2 separate regions of the Mus musculus genome follow, and region 2 is linked to region 1. Evidence: chromatin loops called from intact Hi-C (ENCODE). Cell type or tissue: gastrocnemius. All regions are shown on one strand. Each heading gives the region's core, and the rest is flanking DNA. Links, peaks and the distances in the headings are about the cores only.

Region 1 (5,372 bases), core at 293-5,292:
GGATAGAAATGGTCACGTTATCAACCTTCTGAAAGGCTCTCCGGAATGTGCTTTCTTTTTCAGTGTATTTTTTGTATTTATGCAAGGTTTATTTAGCCTTGCTTGGTAAGAGGAACTTTTGTATTTTGAAAAGAACATTCATCGTGCTAGTTAAAGAAAACAAGGAGGCAATATATTCCCCAGCAATTAACAGTTTCTGTTCCACTGTAAACTAACAGTAAACTATCGAGGTCTTTTCTGGGTCATGGGAACAGTAGCTTGCAGTGACTGGCTCCAGGGTGAGGCCTAGGACCTTACCCTGGAGGGACTGCTGCAGAGGACTGGGACCTCCCAGAAAAGGGAGTGATGGATACAGTTTCTAAGGACCCAATGTTTCTGTATAGAAATATGTTTATCATTCTAACATTGTGGGGGGATTTTAATAGAATATTTAGTTTTTTATTAAGCTTTTTTAAAAATTACTATTCAACACAGCTGCTCAGGGATTACATGAGGTGGGAGCCCCATTCTGACTCCACAGATCACTACGAAGAAATTAATGCTTATCTTCAGCCAAAGGGACAGCTCTCTTCAAGCTTTCTTAAGAAAGTGAAATGTTTTGTGGTTTTGCTGCAGTACAACCTGAGCTACTTTTCAAGTTGGCAAACTCTCCAACCTGAAGACTCCAGCCTGGACAGAATAGCCTCCAACAGACAGATGAACTTCCACAACAGCCCTGCGTGCTGCAGGGGTTTATCTTCTTGGTAACCGTGGCCTGCGACACCCGGGGCACCAGTTCCATTACCAGGATCCCTGTGAGAACATTTGCATCTCTTATAACAGGATTCCAAAACAGCAAAGTATTTACTGTGGCACAAATCCTTGTGCTCCAGCTACCAGGGTCTGTTTGGAACTGTGGCCGCGCATCTAAGATGCCATTCCTTGAGCACATAAACTAGACTATACCGGTGGGGAAACAATTCTCTATAGACTGCTGTAGTGTAGAAAACTGACAAGCGGATTTGGACATGTGCTCTGTTCTCTCTGGTCTCAAACATAAAAGAACAGTTCTAGTATATAATGCTCGAAATTTGCTTTTGACTATCAAATCCATAAAAACTGAATCTTGTATAATGATCTGTGTGGCCTCTTTTGTTGGGCCTCCTTTCCCTTATTTAAAGAATGCTGTTTAGAATATTAAACATTATTCTTACTGCCATTCATTCGATAAGTCTTGGTATCCAGCATTTACTTTTGTTTTTTTTTTTTTTTGAGAAGTCTTTTTCATGTGACCCTGACTGTTCTGGAACCTGCTGTGTAGACCAGGCAGGTCTCAAACTCAGTTGTTTGCCTACCTCCCTGATGCTGGGACTATAATGCATGAGCAGGGCTTTTGTTGTTTGTTTTGGGGTGTGTGTGAGTGATTTGGTTGGTTTTTGTTTTGTTTTGTTTTGTTTGGGGAGGGGAGTGGTTTTGTTGATTGGTTGATTGATTGATTTTTTTTTAAATACCTTTGAGTGTTTTGGTATCTGCTGCCCTGGAACTGAAGTTAGATAGTTGTGAGCAGGCATGTGGATGCTGGAACTAGAACTCTAGTCTTCTGCAAGAGCAACAATGCTCTTAATCACTGAGCCATATCTCCAGCCTCTTATCCTTGATTCTTTTTTTTTAATAGATATTTCAAATGCTATCCCCTTTCCTAGTTTCCTCTCCAAAAATCCCCTAAACCCTCCTCCTCCCCCTGCTCCCCAACCCACCCACTCCCGATTCCTGGCCCTGGCATTCCCCTGTACTGGGGCATATAATCTTCGCAAGACCAAGGGCCTCGCCTATGATGTAAGCCATATATTCCTGCTCCCAGGAAACCGATGGTCCATTAAAACTGGCCCATGAATTGTTAGGGCGTGCAAAGGTTTCCAACATAAATCCTTCATCCTGTTCTTGGGATTCTGGATCTAATGTCTAATGAGGCCAGGATGTCCACTCCACAGCAACTGCGTGCAGGTCAGCCTGGGCTTTCCAGAATTAGTCGGTTTCAGAAGATCGTTAAGTGATCTTTGAATATACGGTTTTGCGCGAGTTGGGGTGAACCTGAACGCATTCCGCGGTAACAAAGCTTGGTGTGGATTGAGAAAAGCAGGTGAATTGGGGAGAGTGGGCAGCAAGGGAGACATGGTGGTCAAGGTAGCTGAGTCAAGGCCTCCCCGACTGCACTGGCGGCTCCCAGCAGAGGGCGCGGTCCGGCCCGGATGACTGCAGTCCTCTGGGGTGGAAAGCGCTTCCCCGGGCGAGGGCGGGGCTTCCGGCAGCGCGCGAGGTCACACGGTGCCTTGGCCCGGTCGTCCTTCCCTCTGCACGTGTCCGCCCCGCGATGCTCCCTCTGCTGCGTTGCGTGCCCCGCGCCCTCGGCGCCGCCGCCTCCGGCCTCCGAACCGCCATCCCGGCCCAGCCGCTTCGGCATCTCCTGCAGCCCGCGCCCCGGCCATGCCTCCGGCCCTTCGGTTTGCTCAGCGTACGGGCCGGCTCGGCTCGGCGCTCTGGCCTCCTGCAGCCCCCGGTTCCCTGCGCGTGCGGCTGTGGCGCTCTGCACACGGAAGGTAAGGTTCACGCACCCTAGTCGGAGTGCGGCCACCCAGCTTGGAACAGACCCTCGTGATCGAAAGCTTCCCCCCCCTTCTCGCGTCTTGGAAATGTGGCTTAGCAAAGTCCGTAGGGTCGTGGTTTCAAAGTGTGGTTGTTGGTTATGTCTTTTGGAACCAGAAAGAGGATAATTGGGAATTCTTTTGTTTAATATGGGAAGTAATAGTAGTGAGTCCATGATAAGAAATAACCATCTCATGATAAATATCAGTTCAGCTCAGTAAGTATATCCTGCTCTTTTTATAGAGTGAGAAACGGACGTTTTAAGGAGTGATTTGGGCTAGTGTCGTAAGAATGGATACAGTCCGGTCTATCGGTAACCGGCTTTTCTCCCTTTGGGTCATCTTGGCTTTTCTTTTAGGAGACAAGGCCTTCGTTGAATTCTTGACTGATGAAATTAAGGAAGAAAAGAAGATCCAGAAACACAAGTCCCTTCCCAAGATGTCTGGAGATTGGGAGCTGGAGGTGAACGGCACGGAGGCTAAATTATTGCGCAAAGTTGCCGGAGAAAAGTAAGTGGCCCAGGGCTTGTATTCTGGGTTCTCAAGTCGGGAATCCCTGACTACAGCACCCTGTCCTGGCCATCCCCAGGAGAGCCTCAGCTTAGGCCCAGTACTTTGATAAAATGGCTTTTCTTTTTTGGGTTTGTTTGTTTTTTTTTTTTTTCCGAGGAAGGGTTTCTCTGTGTAGCCCTGGCTATCTTGGAACTCACTCTGTAGACCAGGCTGGCCTCGAACTCAGAAATCCGCCTGCCTCTGCCTCCCGAGTGCTGGGATTAAAGGTGTGCGCCACCACAGCTGGCCAATAAAATGGCTTTTAAGAAAGCATTTACTTGGAAAAGTTCTTAGGTTCCAGGGAGTGCATTCTCTGAATGAATACAGACTTCTGGGCTTGGTTATTAAGGAGGCCTGAAGCAGCTCCAGGGTGTGTAGAGGGGAGTCTGGGAGCCACAAGCGCAGTCACTGGCTTACTAATGAGGGATGCTGTGCCCAGTCTGGACCTAAGGGCTGGGACTTTTTTTTTTTTTAATGTTTAATAGTACTGATAAATTCATTTGTTTAGAACTCCCATCTGGCTTGTGTTTGTAGTAGTTAAAAATGCAAGGTATGTAACTTTTAAGGAAGAAGTTAGAGTGTAGAAAGGCCATCAGACAAAGGTAGAAGGTTCTTAGCCAAGCTTAGCTCTCGCTTTCCTAAACCGATCATTTCTGAGACAGGGTCTCTGTGTTGCTGCTGTAGAGCACAGACCAGCCTCTGACTCTTGGTCCTTCAGACACCTGTGTGCTGAGGTTGTAGGCACGTGCTACCACACACCCTTAAGACCGTTAAGCCCTTGTTTGTGCTGTTCTGTGTTACACAGTCGCCCACGGCCTTCCTTAGAGAAGTCTACTTGGACTCTTGAGTGCTTCTCTAGCATGCGTGAGGCCCCAGGATCCATCCCTGGTGCTTTAGGAACACAGTGTACAAGAAAGCAGTTTTATCCAGTGGGGCCTATAAGCCTAGTGGTAGGTGTGTGTGTGTGTAGATTAGAAAGTTCAAGGCTAGCCGGGCGTGGTGGCGCACGCCTTTAATCCCAGCCAGGCAGAGGCAGGCAGATTTCTGAGTTCAAGGCCAGCCTGGTCTACAAAGTGAGTTCCAAGACAGCCAGGGCTATTCAGAGAAACCCTGTCTTGAAAAGCCAAAAAAGAAAGAAAGTTCAAGGCCAGGCTGAGCAGTGGAGGGAGGGGCTCGCCTATAATGCTATCACCCTGGGAGGCCGGAGTAGGTGGATTTCTGTGAGTTCAAACCAGCCTGGTCTATGAGCAAGTACCAGAACAGCCAAGGCTACACAAAGAAACTCTCTCTTGAAAAGCCAAGAGAGGGAGACTGACTGACCCGGCTCAGCTTAGTCTGGGCTGTCACAGGTTGTACATGCTTTCTGGTTTCATCTTGCCATTCTTTTTTTGGTGGCAAAGTGGCAGCAAGGCATTGCCCAGATGAACTCCGGGAAGCAGCACCCAGTACCCTCTTGCTTGGGTTAGTTGGCCCTGCTGAATCAGTGTAGCCCTGGAACTTCTGCTTGCAGGTGTGGAGGCAAAGGAATTTTATCTGATTTCAGAACATGTGCTGTCACATAAGAATTCTGACCATCTCACATGGGCCAGGGTGCAGCCGTGAACTTCGGCCAGGCACGCACAGAGTACTTGTTTGAGCTCCAGAATCCCCCAGAAGGGGGAAGAGCCACTAGGTGTTTCAGTTCCTAGTTTGTGACTATGCAAAGTGAATCTGCTCTGCAGCACGTGTGAGGCTTCCTGGAGCAGATGGCTTCCCTGGAAAGACCCCCGGGACACCAGCCTGGCAGCTACATCCACAGCTGTAGTCATTTAATTTGTAGCACTTTGTATGAACACTTCAGAAGGTGTTTAATGGCCGTGTTGGTTTAGGCACCCAGGCTGGTTTTAAGTTCTGTTTAAGTCCTGGTGCAGCTCGCTAGGATGGAGACATTGTTTTAGCGTGCCTTCGCACCTGCCCTACCGCAGCAGGCCTCCCTCTTCCTGTGCTAATAGTGTACCTTAGTGTGCTTCTACTTGCCGTTCTAGGATCACGGTCACTTTCAACATCAACAACAGCATCCCTCCAACATTTGATGGTGAGGAGGAGCCCTCACAGGGGCAGAAGGCTGAAGAACAGGAGGTAAGCTAGTAACACTCCAGCCAGCCAGTCTTTCTGTCCGAGAAGGAGGAACTTTTTAGGTAGATTGTGCATGGACCATGT
Region 2 (5,372 bases), core at 175-5,174, 1.2 Mb before region 1:
TCTCTCTCTCTCTCTCTCTCTCTCTTGGAACATGAATAAGTGAAATATGGAGGAAGAATCCTAGATAAAAATAAGACCAGGACCACAGGGAATCTACCAGGATCCTTCCCACGCCCTTCCTGAAGCATCAACGATCCAGAAGCAGGCGCCTGGCTTTCCCAGAGTCACATTCAGCCAGTCTTCCAAATACTACTAAAAGAGGAAACAGAAGCAGTCACTAATGGAGAAAGGTCTGGACAGACAAACACATCTCTGACATTATTTCCAGGCTAGTAATGGACAGGAAATATAATATCGTATTAACTGTTATGTTGATTTATTTTGTTACATTAGACACATACCACTTTTGCAACAAGAAGATAATGAGGAACACAAAGAGAAGCAACTGCTTTGTTTGTTTTTTTATCTGTTTATTTAAGGCACAGTTGGCCATATTAAAAAGAATTAGTAAACTGGAAAAAACTGACAATTCTTTGCTATTAGCTAATTCTTTGATACTAGCAGTTCTGTGAGGCAGACAGGCATTCAGGTAGCCTTGGGGTAGTGATGGTAGTTATAACATCAACATCTTTAGCAGTTATGACATTTCTTCTGACCTGCGCCCCCATTCTGCGGGGACAGTCCAGTACACTCCCTGGGACTAAATTAGTGCCTGGAAGTAGTAAGTGCTCTGACTCATGAGGAGTCCTGCAGAATCAGCATCTGCAGCCTTCTGTTCTAGTGGCAAGTAGCACATGCATTATTAAAGCAGGCTAGAGAGAGGGTTCCTTACAGAGCAACACATCCTCTTCCTCTGAGAACGCTTGCTTTTGTTCCTCACCGGAAGATGCTCTGAACACACTTCCATGACTGTCTTTCAGGCTTTTCCGCAATTCTGCTATGCAGAAGTCAGGGGTTTGCTTAGTGCACCACCCTCTAGCAAAGTTGCTAGAAACCTCAATGTTTCTCAACTTCACCAATGACTTGCCTTTCTCAGCACAGCGATTCTTTGTTGGAGGAGGGACAGGGTGTTGACCTGGGCACCATAAGATGTTAGCAGCATCCCTGGCTACTAGGCACTTGAGGCAAGCAGGAGCACCTTCCACGCTGCCCCAAACACACACACTTCTGGAGACAAAATCATTCCCAACTCGGTTACCAATGCAACTTCGATGGAGAGGTAGTTCTAAACTGTAAACTGCAATACGCACTTTGCTCCCTTGCACTAAATTCTTTTGATGATCTCAGAATAAAATTCAAGCTCTTTACTGTAATCCCAGAAGATTTCCAAGACTCTATATGAAGTGGCATCTTCCTCCTTTTTGTTTTCTTCCTTATACCACGCTCTCATATACTAACTGATCTTTCTCTTACATAAACATCTTTGATTTTTAAAAAAAATGTAGACTTTCCCTTCTGTCTAGAATGCACTTCCCTCTAGATCCTGATATGGCTCACTGTCCACTCACACAAATCTCGGACCAAATGTAATCAGCAAGGCTTTCCCTGACCATATTCTCTAAAGAGTTCCCTACTCTCTACCACAAGACAGACAGCCTTTCCTTCGCGGGAATACAACAGCATGTTGTCTTACTTTCCCCTTTGTTGCATGTCTCTTCATTAGAGGAAGATCCTAGTCTTTTCCACTGCTCTAGCTGCCATGCTCTAACTACTACCTAGCATGCAGTAATACTCAGTTACCATCCTGTCAATCTCACGCCTCAGGCCAAGTGTCATGGCTTCTTCTTTACTTTCCCTTCCAAGATTATTAATGGTTTTATTGATTGTTTATTAATTGTCCTGTTTTTTCCTATACCCCCTGATTTAATTTTTTAAGTGTGGGTGGAATACTATGTATGACAACATGAGAAAATGTATAATGAAATATAAGTATTAATAAAGGCCAATTAATAATGTATGAAAGATGATACCTTGCCCTGTAGGTTTCAAGCAGGTATATGATCAGGCCAGCGGTCAAGAATCATGACAAGTTTGGCCCCTCTTTGCAAATTTCAAGTCGTCAACACATCCTAGAGTGACCTAAGACTATAAAACTTACCTGGTGTAGAGACTCAAAGAATCTCATTGTCCATCAGCCAGGTTTATACTGCACTACCAGTCTGAAACCTTCTGTGCTGGCTTCAAGTTAATAGCACACTGGGGTCAACAACAGGATGGTCTAAGGTGCTGCAATGTCAATACATGTTAACAGCCCCCAGAAACCACAGCCTGTTTCTTACACTGATTTATGGGTTCTTTCCATGAAACCAAAGATGCTCGGTTCTCCTGGAAGATGGCTGGCTGGCAACTCTTCAGTCCTGGCTAAGGACCTTTGGCACTTCATCGAGCCATTCTGGCACTCTGCCTGGCTGGGCTCTCAACACGGTGCACAGTAGTCTCCACCCTCAGGGATGACGACGCCCTGACGTGGCGGGAGGACGTTTCCGTGCACTGCGAGGAGGTTTCCACGTGCTGGGAGGACACCTCAAGGAACTGAGGGAGTCGCTTCGTGGAGGGGGTGAGGGAGGGCCCCTCTCGGTGGCGCTGGGAGGTCTCCACCTGCCGGGAAGACGTTCGAACCTGCCGGGAGGACGTCTCCACGCGGTGGGATGACGTTTCCTCGCGGTGGGACGACGTCTCCACGCGGACAGTCGATGTCTCCTTGTGGCGGGTGCTTTCCACTCGCGGGGCGGAGGACTTGCTCCTAAGGGGCGAGGCCATCCTGCCCATACACCTTGGTCAGGTGGGACAAAGAGGCCCAAGGATCATGCTCTGCGTCACGTCACACAGGGAAAGGTGACGTCAGGGTGGTGTATTACGTCGGGGTAGGTAGCAGGACTCTGAGACCTAAAAAATGAGAAGTCCTCCGGCACGCCCCGCTCGATATCTGCGCGCGCAGCCGGCCGGGTCTGCACAGATAGGTGGGGCTAATTTTCCCATAAGTGAGGTTGTCCCCGCCCTCGTGTCCCACTCTGCCCCGCGACCGGAAGTAGGAGCCGTGGCTTCCGGATTCTCACCAATCGAAGTCGCGGTTCGGTCGGGGCTGGTGGTGTTCGCCTCACTCTGATTGTTATGGCCGCGGCCGTCGCTATGGAGACAGGTACGTTGTGACTTGCACCCCGAGTCTTCACCCCAAGGGAATGGTCCTACGCCCCGAAATTCCCTCCCTTTTCCCTTTTCCTGCGCTGTCTTTCGGGTTCAACTTGGCATCCTTAGAGTTGGGACCGGCGGAGGAGAAGGCTGTGCTGCTTCTCAGACTATGGTCTGTGAAAACATCTTTGCTCCTGGGTTGCTCAAACCCCTACTCCAACCCTGGCTCTTGGGGCCGTGCAGGGCCGTGGGAGAGGACTGAGACCTTCCACTGTCTGTGCTGAAGGTACTCCCAAGAACTTGCCCGAAATATCGATAACCTGTGTATTCTAATGCGGACACCGCCTTCTCTCCATTGTTTAATCACTTTGCATCATGCTTCGGTTTTGTGTAGCACATTGATTTTGCTTAACGTAATCACAGTTGATAGTTGTGGTTATAACAACTTAGGGAACCGCACAGCTATTACAGACTGTCCAGTGATCTCCGCTAACAAAGTGGCCTGCAGGTGGTAAATTCCCATTCAACTTATTTTTTCCTCAATTAACTTTAAAGGATTTCTTTACTATTTTTTGTTTTACTATTTTTGTTTTGGAAACAGGGCCTCATTACTTAGTGAATATATATATATATATATATATATATATATATATATACACACACACACACACACATATATACACACACGCATATACATATATCTTTAATTTCTAAGAAAGTCTCTTCTGCACTTTGATATTTGTCTTTTCTCCTAGATGATGCTGGAAATCGGCTTCGGTTTCAGTTGGAGTTGGAATTTGTGCAATGTTTAGCCAACCCAAACTACCTTAATTGTAAGTTAAGTACATCACTAACTTAAGCAACTAGCTCTTAATTTCTGAGAAGAGATGCAGTTTGTAATACTATTTATTACTTCGATGTGTTTGAATGGGATTTTATTTGTTCTGGTCTGTAAGTTAACTGGGCAAACAAAGGCTTGTGTTTTTAATTCCTTGTGTTCTGTTGGTAGGGATGTTAAGAGCTACTTTGTTTTAGAGATTACTAATCAGTAGTCCAGCGGTTGGTTGACATACGGATTGTTTCTTTGTGTCTTTCAGTTCTTGCCCAAAGAGGTTACTTCAAAGACAAAGCTTTTGTTAATTATCTTAAGTATTTGCTTTACTGGAAAGAACCAGAATATGCCAAATATCTAAAGTAAGTTTAATTTTTATAATCCTAAATCTGTGTATACTTTATCATAAATACAAAGTGCTGATACTGAGCAGTTTTCTCTGTGTGGGAATGGAAAATGATATTTTGAATCTTTCTGCTTTTAGTTAATGTAAGATACTGTCATCTGTAACTTAGATTATTTTAGGAATTGCATTTATTTCTGCTACCATTCTTACCTCACTCCCTTCAAACAGAACCAAACAACTGTCTTCATGGGAGCCAGCTTACTCTCTAAGTAATATAAGCCAGAACACACCACTTCTGTTCATGCAGGCTAGCTAAGATCCAGTCAACTGGTTTCAGACTATAGTTCTAATGTAATTTGGTGTCTAACCTTGTCACTTAGCACTGCCCTTGTCTTTCTGGATTTTTAATGCCTACCAAACTATAATCTAGGAAGGTAGGAAGTATTGTTTTCTGGGAGTTTTAGAGGTACTGCCCTTCTTTATAGTGAGTGTTCTTTGTTTCGAGCACTGTGCTAAATGTATTGTACACATTAACTCACTGTAAAAGAACAAACACGGACACTATCAAACTCAATAGCTTTGACTTAAAAAAAAAAAAAGAAGAAGAAGAAGCTGGCACACACCTTTAATCCCAACATTTGGGAGGCAGAGGTGGGCACATGAATTCAAGGCCAGCTTAGTCTACAGAGCTACTTCCAGGGCAGCAAGCTCTACACAGGTAAGCCCTGTCTAGATGTGCCTCTCAAAGGAGGAGACAACAGAAAAACCAGAAGTTTAGCCTGGCATCCCTTTAATCCCAGCTCTCAAGAAACAGAGTCAGGTAGATCTCTATGAGTTTGAGGCCAGCCTGGTTATGTAGCAAATTTCAGGCCAATCAGGTCCACACAGAGAGACTCTTTTTTGTTTTGTTTTGTTTTGTTTTGTTTTTCGAGACAGGGTTTCTCTGTGTAGCCCTGACTGTCCTGGAACTCACTTTGTAGACCAGGCTGGCCTTGAACTCAGAAATATGCTTACCTCTGCCTCCCAAGTGCTGGGACTAAAGGTGTGCGCCACCACTGCCCGGCAGAGACTCTAATTTTAAAAATGAGAGTAAAACATTTCAAAAATTTCTTTTTATCCTCGTTA

What was found. Hi-C counts contacts between places; a loop is a spot of excess contacts. Peaks named below come from ENCODE experiments on the same cell type or tissue, not always from the same donor. Only the 100,000 strongest peaks of a DNase experiment are listed, where the experiment ranks them.
Region 2: it touches region 1 in a loop (7-fold over the local background); 2 of 42 quality-filtered maps call a loop at or near these places.

The regions. Positions count from the first base shown.
Region 1 is chr11:70,979,929-70,985,300 of GRCm38, reverse strand. It overlaps C1qbp (complement component 1, q subcomponent binding protein), which reads left to right and starts at 2,275. Exons shown (of 6, transcript NM_007573.2): 1 at 2,275-2,576; 2 at 2,981-3,131; 3 at 5,198-5,291. The coding sequence starts at 2,351. Dhx33 (DEAH (Asp-Glu-Ala-His) box polypeptide 33) reads left to right here. Exons shown (of 12, transcript NM_178367.4): 12 at 1-1,210. In gastrocnemius, for the core only: a CTCF peak has its summit at 2,199 (motif pointing right); a DNase peak (open chromatin) is centred at 2,254; H3K4me3 peaks cover 1,748 bases; H3K27ac peaks cover 1,488 bases.
Region 2 is chr11:72,212,668-72,218,039 of GRCm38, reverse strand. Med31 (mediator complex subunit 31) reads left to right here and starts at 2,448. Exons shown (of 4, transcript NM_026068.2): 1 at 2,448-3,079; 2 at 3,825-3,902; 3 at 4,167-4,263. The coding sequence starts at 3,052. It overlaps 4930563E22Rik (RIKEN cDNA 4930563E22 gene), which reads right to left and starts at 2,902. Exons shown (of 1, transcript NM_001163728.1): 1 at 1-2,902. The coding sequence starts at 2,709. The coding sequence ends at 2,320. In gastrocnemius, for the core only: CTCF peaks have their summits at 2,678 and 2,882; DNase peaks (open chromatin) are centred at 2,380 and 2,913; H3K4me3 peaks cover 1,995 bases; H3K27ac peaks cover 1,680 bases.